Linked DNA regions of Homo sapiens: region 1 is linked to region 2. The links are chromatin loops, found by intact Hi-C in ENCODE. Cell type or tissue: PC-3. All regions are shown on one strand. Each heading gives the region's core, and the rest is flanking DNA. Links, peaks and the distances in the headings are about the cores only.

Evidence for each region. Hi-C counts contacts between places; a loop is a spot of excess contacts. Peaks named below come from ENCODE experiments on the same cell type or tissue, not always from the same donor. Only the 100,000 strongest peaks of a DNase experiment are listed, where the experiment ranks them.
Region 1: a loop joins it to region 2, with 7 times the contacts of the local background. A loop is called at or near these places in 10 of 110 quality-filtered maps.

What each region holds. Positions count from the first base shown.
Region 1 is chr5:34,050,665-34,055,062 of GRCh38, forward strand. The region is part of intron 1 of C1QTNF3-AMACR (C1QTNF3-AMACR readthrough (NMD candidate)); the gene reads right to left. It also overlaps a transcript of C1QTNF3 not described here. Among named protein-coding and RNA genes, the nearest start is that of C1QTNF3, 9.7 kb to the left of the region's middle. In PC-3, for the core only: no CTCF peak of the experiment used is centred there; a DNase peak (open chromatin) is centred at 2,617; H3K4me3 peaks cover 1,132 bases; H3K27ac peaks cover 2,005 bases.
Region 2 is chr5:33,995,082-33,999,479 of GRCh38, forward strand. AMACR (alpha-methylacyl-CoA racemase) reads right to left here. Exons shown (of 5, transcript NM_014324.6): 4 at 3,560-3,746. C1QTNF3-AMACR (C1QTNF3-AMACR readthrough (NMD candidate)) reads right to left here. Exons shown (of 9, transcript NR_037951.1): 8 at 3,560-3,746. Among named protein-coding and RNA genes, the nearest start is that of AMACR, 11 kb to the right of the region's middle. In PC-3, for the core only: a CTCF peak has its summit at 2,500 (motif pointing right); a DNase peak (open chromatin) is centred at 2,460.

The DNA.
Region 1 (4,398 bases), core at 286-4,285, 56 kb after region 2:
CCCATCTGAATCACATATACCCCTTCCCTATGACATATAAGTTCTGGCTTTGGGGAGTAATGGCACAGGGATCCATCATCTCCTCTCACCACCACTTGAGACGCAGACATGGCTTCTCTTCCTAAGTTCCTATTAAATGTTTCTTTCAGAGAAACTGCATATGTCAGCTTCTGTCTTCCACCTCTCAGCTTCCTTGGACTTTGGGGGTAGGTTTGCATAGACCTGCCCAGCATGGAACACCTTGTAACAGAGTCTTGATTTTGTTCTTCTGTCTTTCAGATAAAGTGAGTTCTAGTCACAGGAAATAAAATATGACTAGATTCATCTTTTGGCCAGGGATTATTTTAGGCATGGACTTGACATTATATGATAAAGAAGAGAATCTGCTGGGGAATTTTGGGAAGGACTCCTTACTCCTGAAAAGGGACATACAGAAAGGAAATGTACTTCTTCTCTCTCTTCTTCCACTGAATATAGTCATGTTTACATACAAAATGGGACACTACAGCAAACCCTAGGATAGCAGAGCAGAAAGATGGAAATAACCTGGTCCTAGATGGCATTTGTGAGCCACCAAATTACCTAATTGCCCAGTCTTCAAACCATTCAACTGTTTTCTACATGAAATAATAAATTTTCTATTGTTTACACCTTTGAGGTGGTTCAACATTGTCTTTATTGTGTTATTACTTAATACTCTACATATCTGTCTTATTTTTTCAACTAGATTAAACATCCTTGAGGGAAATAACAATATCATGATTATCTTTGTATACAGCCTGTTCTGCAACTCACACATAGTAAATACTCCATAAATGCCTGTCCTTGGTAGAATAAGTAAACGGAAAATATAAACCAAATTAATGGATTAAGTATGTGCTGTACTGGTTAGTTAAACACTGCCTGAGCTCAAATAAGGCAATTGTAAGGGAGCTGAAGGATTTAGAGAGCTGGAAATCCTCCATTTATTTGGTTGTCCCAAGATACTTCCTGAGAAGGCAGGGTACTTCCTCTACATGTCCGGTCCTTCTTCTGGGAGGCCTTTCCTGATTTCTCACAACAGAAACAATGCCACGTCCTAGACATTTTTCCAGTTAAATTGGGGCCAGCTGACTGGGTTCTGGCCAATGGGTGTGGGTGAGGCAAGCTATTCCTCAGCTTAGCCTTTGAAAACATTCAGTGAGATCATCCTACTCTTCCTCTCCTCCTTCACTTACTTTGGTGGCCATGTGTTCCACGTAGTGGAGCTATGATGGCAGAGTCTCTGTCAGCCTGGGTCCTTGAGTGACTGGGTGGAGGAGAACTCTCTGTTGACCTTTATAAAACATGTACTCATGGTGGCAGGCGCCTGTAATCCCAGCTACTCGGGAGTCTGAGGCAGGAGAGTTGCTCGAACCCCGGAGGTGAATGTTGCAGTGAGCCAAGTTCGCGCCACAGCATTCCAGCCTGTGTGACAGAGCAAGACCGCGTCTTAAAAAAAAATGTACTCCAAGTTATTACTAAACTTTATTGTGTTAAGCCACTGTGCTTTCAGAATTAATTTATTACTACAGATAGTCTATGGACTGTCCCACTCGATAGACATCCTTAACTAGATATGTTCTTTCCCCTATGATCTCAGAGCACTAAAATGTCATCTTTGCAGTACTTTCCAAATTAAAATTTATATTTATCTATTGTATTCATTAATGCTGTTCTCTTCTCACTAGATCATCTATACCATAACGAGATCTTTATTTTCTTACTACTGTACTTTTAATGCCTAACACAGTGCCAGCCATATGATAGATGGCAATAAATATCTGCTAATGAATGGACAGATAGATGGATGAACAGATGGATGCATATTGACTTTAGCTGCAGACACACCTGAGTTTGAGTTCCATCTCCTTGACTTTCTAGCTGTTACTTTGTCCTTTCTAAGTCTCAGTTTCCTCATTAGTAGGATGAGGCTCATGATATCTATCTTACATGGTTGTTGTGAAGATTAAAAGAGACATTGCTGCAGCAAAACACTTTCTTCCTAGCACAGTGCCTGGCACCCACTCACTGTCAAATGTTGGCTATTATTACAGCTCAGGGATTGGAGAAGGGGGCAGAGTTAAAGAAAATTACTAGACAGAAAACATCAAGTCTGCATAAATTGTTTTGTATTTCCTGCTCATGATTAAGCAATTAAAATAGGATTTGAGTCATTAAACCTATTAAGAGGTTACAGATCACTAAAAACAATTTCTTTTTTTAGTAATTGGCTGGGACAAATTATGCCTCCACTGAATTCAGCTCCAGATACTACAGGGTGTTGGTGTTAAGTTTGGGAGGCTTCTGCAATTTTGAAGATATTTTCTTAGCTTCTTCGATTTTTCCAAAGGTGAATTTGAAAAAATAAGGCCAGATTTCTATATAGAAACAGAGATAAACATCTTAAAGGAATAAAGCTGTATAAATTTATGAATAATCCTTATAAAACCTTGAGTGTGCCTTGAAAATTAATCACTGGATTCAGCAAATAATGGAGCTGCTCTGTCTTGCCTGCTTTCATGGTTTGCCACAGGCTGTTCCAGGACTCTGAAACTATTAAGGAGCAAAATGTTTCCACATGAGTAATGCTGATTTCAGACACTCCACCCGAACCACAAAGGGAGCAGATCTGGGGTTGGCATCCCAAATACATTTCTTTATTCTGAGCCTTAAACTAGGCAGTAAAGAAAAAGCATTCTTGGATTCTAAACCAGGAGTCCACCGAACCATGTCCCATTGGTTCCTGTCTGCTGGTGTGACATGGGGCTCTCATCTTTCAGAGCCATTTGCCTGTCTGTCTGCATGCCTTCCTACAAATCCAGTCAAATGCTCATGCTCCATAACTGCATCCTTGGATGGCCCCATTTAAGACAGACTTTGGCACATAATCATCCAGTTTTTATGCACCTAACCGGCATGTGTATCTCTGGAAAGGACACCTGTGTGATGAGCAATAACAGTACAACAGGATTTTAAGAAAAGCAGAGCCAGCTGCAGCCCATTTAACCCATTTCCCCACCCTATTATATTTGACCGAATAATAGCCCAGAAAATAGAAGTAACATGCCCAAGGCAGTGCAGCTAATTAGTGGCAGCTCCAGAACCAAAGCATAAGTCTGCTGACTCTTAGTCCAGTGATCTTCATGCTTCATTATGGGTGACATATTGTGTATCTAGTACAATGAGATGTTGCTCTTCAGTAATTATGTACTGAAAAGAGATGAATTAAGTTTTTGCTGGCTAGATTATCCCTCTGGTTTCTAAGCTAAACTCAAATGCCACTACTCCTATTAAGACTTCCCTGATGAGGCAGAGTGACAAGCAGAGAAACAGGCCGAGTATGGAAAGACCTGGCGTTGGGTCTCAGCTGTTATAATTAGCAGTGTGACCTTGAGCCTTTTGCTTCTGCACACTGCCCAGAAGGATGGCTTTCAGAGTCCCCCAGAACCAGGCCCCCAGATGGGGAGTTCAATAGGATTAAAGAGAGTTGAGCTGTTTTCATCTCTTCTTCCTTGTTTGCTCCTATCCTCTGGGAAAATGGATCTTAGCCCACTGAAAAAGAGCAGACCTCTTGTATTAATCCTCCACACTGGGAAACTTTAGCTGGAAAAGGAGGGCATCTAGGAGAGGCGTGAAAGATGAGATAAACACAGTTCTGTATCTCAGTTCCCAGAGATTCAGATGCTCTATCCAGGGGCCAGTAGACTTTTCTGTAAAGGGCTGTGTAATAAATATTTTAGGCTCTATGGACCATAGAATCTTTGTCTCATCTACTCAGGTCTGCCACTGTAGCTTGCAAGCTGCCATGAACAGTTCAGAAATGAATGAGCCGGGCTGTGTTCCAACAAAACTTTATTTATAAAAACAAATGGCAGCCCACAGGCCATAATTTGCAGACCACTGGTCTATTCTAAGCCTGATCACTCCAGGATCTTCTTGACTGAATTATGAAAGAGATTGTAGGGGAAGTCACTGTGTTCCATAACTCAAGAAAAACTATCAGCACATGGAAAAATAGAATTTTTAAAAGGGCAATAAGTGGTGATTCTAAACCAACTGTAGGAATCTGTATTTTTTTTACCTTCCTGTCTGTCTCCTTTTTGGTTTTGTCTGTATCTTCTACATCTGTCCATGTTTTTTATCATCTCCTCCATCTCCCCCTTTTCTCCCTCCTTTTCCTTTTTGATTATCATCATCACTACTCTCTGCCATATGTAGACCAAAAAGCACGCATATCAATTAAGGATTTGAATGTCAGCAATAGAAATCATCACATGTTGTCTTAGGCAGAAAAATTTTGCATCAAAAAGTTACAAGGTGCTCACAGAATTGACTGGCAGCTAAAGGACCAGGCTTCGAAAAATGCAGGAAAAACTG
Region 2 (4,398 bases), core at 142-4,141:
TAGCATGATGCATGATGAAACCTCACATCATCCTGCTCCATCCTGCCTTGGACATGAACCATGTCCATCCCATCCACACTGTGGGGCTATCAGCCCATTAGTCACTTAGCAGCCAACTAGGTTGTCAGGTTGACTGCTGCAGTATTGCAGTGCTTGTGTTCAAGTAACCCTTATTTTACTTCCTAAGGGCCCCAAAGGTTGTAAGCAAAGGTGATGCTGGCAATGTGGATATGCCAAAGAGAAGCCTAACGTGCTTCCCTTAAGTGAAAAGGTGAAAGCTCTCAGCTTAAGGGAAGAATAAAACTCATAAGCCAAGGTTGCTAAAATCGACTGTTAAGAATGAATCTTATATTCATGAGATTGTGAAGAAGGGGAGAAGGAAAAAGAAATTCATGCTAGTTTTGCTGTCACAACTCAGACTGAAAAGTTACAGCCATAGTGCATAAGTGCTTAATTAAGATGGAAAACGCATTAACTTTGTGGGTGGAAGACATAAACAGAAACATCTTCCAATTGACCGCAATCAGGTTCAGTACTATCTGCAGTTTCAGGCACCCACTGGGGGTCTTGCAATGCATCCCCCACAGATAAGAGAGGACTACTGTATATGTTTTAAAATAACAGGATACACCAAGGAAGGGAGTTAACTCCAGAGTGGCAGAATGACAGCCTTCAAAAACCGGCATTAAAGCAATGAGAACACTAACAACAACTGTCAGAATTAACTTTTTCATAATTCTGGAAATTAAAAGCTTGCAGCAAGCCAAGGAGCATTTATTCAAGAAAAACAGCTGAATCTCAGTAAGAGCAGTGAGCTTTGTGGTGTTAGAACTTGTGCTAATTTCAACCCTCTCCCTGTGGTAGCCTTGAAAAACAACTTCCTCTCAACTCTGGTCAGTTCTGAAAACCAGCAGGAGAATAGCCCCGAGAGGAGGAAAAGAAGTTTGCAGCTTCCCCCAAAATCCCATCCCCAGAGAACTGTCATTATTTAGCCTGTCTGGCAGCTCCCTGAAAGGCTCCATTCTCAGGGCTTGTCTTTCTGACTCAGAGCTCACTTTGCTCTAGCCCTAAATTGTTGATTTAATAAAAAAAAAAGGCAATATTTTATCGCAGCTGTCTTAGGTGGTGTTATTTATTGCAGCTCATAAGATGCTGACCAAAAAACTCAAAAGAATAAACTGGGGAATGGGATATCCATAGGGGACTTTGAAAAGCTCCAACATATTCCTGAGAATTTTTTTTGCAACTCCTGAGAAGGCAACGCACACGTACACACGCAGGGCAGTATGAATGCCTGGGAGAGATCTGTAAAGGCCCTCGTCTCTCACCTCTGGCTGACCTTGAGGCTCTTCACAAGCAAGAAGTTAAGGCATATAGTGCCTCAGAAAAAGATGGGAGATTTATTGGTTCAAGGCATTTAAGGGCCAGGCGCAGTGGCTCATGCCTGAAATCCCAGTACTTTGGGAAGCTGAGGCAGGAGGATAGCTTGAAGTCAGGAGTTCAAGATCAGCCTCAGCAAAATAGCAAGATTCTATTTCGACCAAAAATAAAAAATTTTGCCTATAGTCCCAGCTACTTGGGAGACTGAAGCAGGAGAATCACTGGTACCCCAGAGTTCAAGGCTGCAGAGTTCAAGGCTATGATCACACCACTGCACTCCAGCCTTGGCAACAGAGTGAGACCCTGTCCCCTAGATTAAAACAAACAAGCAAACAAAAAAAAAAGGTATTTAAGGACATTTCTGTCCAATCATTAGCTGAAGCTAACTCAGCTGACTTCGGTGGCTGCACATGCCAAAGAATACAGATTTAATTTAAGAAAATCATTAAACAAACAGCAACAATAACAAGCCCAGGACTGAGGGATCCTGAGGAGTCCTGGGAGTTGTCACATTAAATTATTTAAAATGTCCAGTATTTTTTTTTAATTTTACACGTTTATTTTCATTAAAACTTATTTAAGTCACTTTGGACCCAGCATGTCCTTAGGTTTTACCCATTCATCAAACTGCTCTGCTGTGAGAGAGCCAAGTTCAACGGCAGTTTCCTTTAAGGTTGATCCATTTTGGGGTGTTGTCTTAGCAATTCTGCTGTTTTGTCATACCCTATATGAGGGTTGAGAGCTGTCACCAGCATTAGCGACTAATTCATTAGCTTCTTGATCCTTTCTTTATTGGTCCGGATTCCCACTATTTAGTTTTCTGTGAAGGAAACTGAAGCATCCCCCAGCAGCCTGAGTGTAACATAAATTTTTAATCATCATTGGCTTGAAAACATCCAACTCAAAATGGCCATTGCCGCCTCCAACGGTTACTGCCACACAAAACCCCATGACTTGGGCTGCAACGATGGCCATTGCTTCACACTGACGAGGGTTTGCCTTGCCTGGCACGATACTGCTTCCTGTTGTATTTTCAGCAAGATCAGTTCTCCCAGACCTGGCCAAGGACCAGAACTCAGAAAATGAATATCATTTGCTATCTTCATCAGACTGCAGGTGGCAGTGTTCATGGCTCCACAGAGCTCCACCAGAGCATCATGAGCAGCCAGAGCTTCCAATTTATTTGGAGCAGTGACAAAAGGCAAGCTTTTTAATTTCTGGACAGAGAGGTACCCTTTATGATCTAGATAAACCATTGTGTTCTTCTATAGTTTTTCCAACTATATTTGAATAGGTGAAGTTAATATGTTTAATCATAAAATGCTCTCAGATGCTTGCAAAAACAATTACTCCATCAGATAAGAACACATCAAAAATTTGGAAAATTTAAAAAAAGTCATTCCAGCTATATGCAAATAACTTTTAGTATATGCATCTGAAAAGCTACCAAACGTAACAATGAAACTCTAAACTTGTAGTAGAAAGGTAAATGCACTGTGATCAGCTTTCACATCACTTCAGAGTATATTCTAAAACTTCTTAGATTCTACATTATTTATAGAGTGAACTCTAAATTCAAACATTTCTCAGGAACAAAACGACTCCCATCCAATTATTTAATTAGGGAAGAAGAGATCCCAAATTTTCTTGCTAATTTATGACAACTTGCCAAGCAGGCAAGAATCTGCAAGACAGGTCATCTGCAAAGGCATAGTGATATAGTAACATATTCTAACAGAATCTCATTTGGCAAAATCTTTCCATGCTCTGGTGACTTCTGACATTGAAGTGCCATAAGGGACATCTACCAAGAAATAGGAGCTGGTAGAATATTGAATGGAAAGCAACCCATGTGAGATCATTTCTAGGGAAGAGTAAGATCTGGGCACACAGGGTCAAGATTATCCAACACAAGGAGTGAACTGTAATAAAAGCACCGAACATCCTACAAAAGGGATTATTATTTTTAAAACCCTCAGCTATTTTATAGACTAGTAAGACTGCTGGTCAATTTAAAAGCCATGGAAAATGCCCCACATTATATTGATGGCTATAATTAGGTTAATTAGAAAGTGGCTATATAATAAAAGACATCCTAGATGCCAAAAGTCTTTAAAATAGAACCAAAGAACATCCACAGCAAAAGGGGAACTGGGGGAGACGCGTGAAGTTCACTTACCTTTGATCAGCAGCTCGTAGAACTGGGGTTCTATTGCTCCAACAGCCATGAATTCCCCATCTGCTGTCCTGTAAGTCGTATAGAAAGGTGCTCCACCATCCAACATGTTCTGTCCTCGAGGTGCTTCCCACAGACTCAATTTCTGAGTTTTCCACAGAAAAGAACTTAAATATGCTGTTCCTTCCACCTTTGAGAAAACAGAATACAAGACAAATCCAGATAACTCAAGTGTCAAAGCATGAATAATTCCTCCCATTCAAGTTAAAAAAAATTTGCGTAAAAATTCTTATCTTAGAGTATACGAAGATTCTACCTAATTACACAACTTCTCTGGTATTTCCAGAAAGTGAGTTAGAGCAGTTTGTGTTAAAATAACAATTGGCTGCACTATTCAGTTCCAAAAATACTATAAGACTTAGAAGAAATGACCTTTGCTTTCCATTTCAAATAAGATTGGCAAAATGCTAGTGATTTAGCTAGGTGAGGGTACATGGAAGGTCACTATACTATTCTCTCTACTTTTTATAATGTTAAAAACTGCCAAGATAAAAAGTTAAAAATTAAAAGAGCTTTTAAAAATCCATCTTCTGATCTCCATACCTATAAACACACACAGATGTATAAACCATACCACATTTTAAAGGTAAATCACATAAGAGTAAAATTTGGCTTATTCTGGCTTGATTCCAATCCCAAGAAAACTGTATTTGAGTATTTAATGTATTTCATAATCACTAGAAAGTTATAAAATAAACTAACAATATGGATGGCAGGTATGTGCATTTTCTGAGTCCAGGCAAACTGGTTTGGGAATGCCACCTTCCCACTGAGTCCTAAAG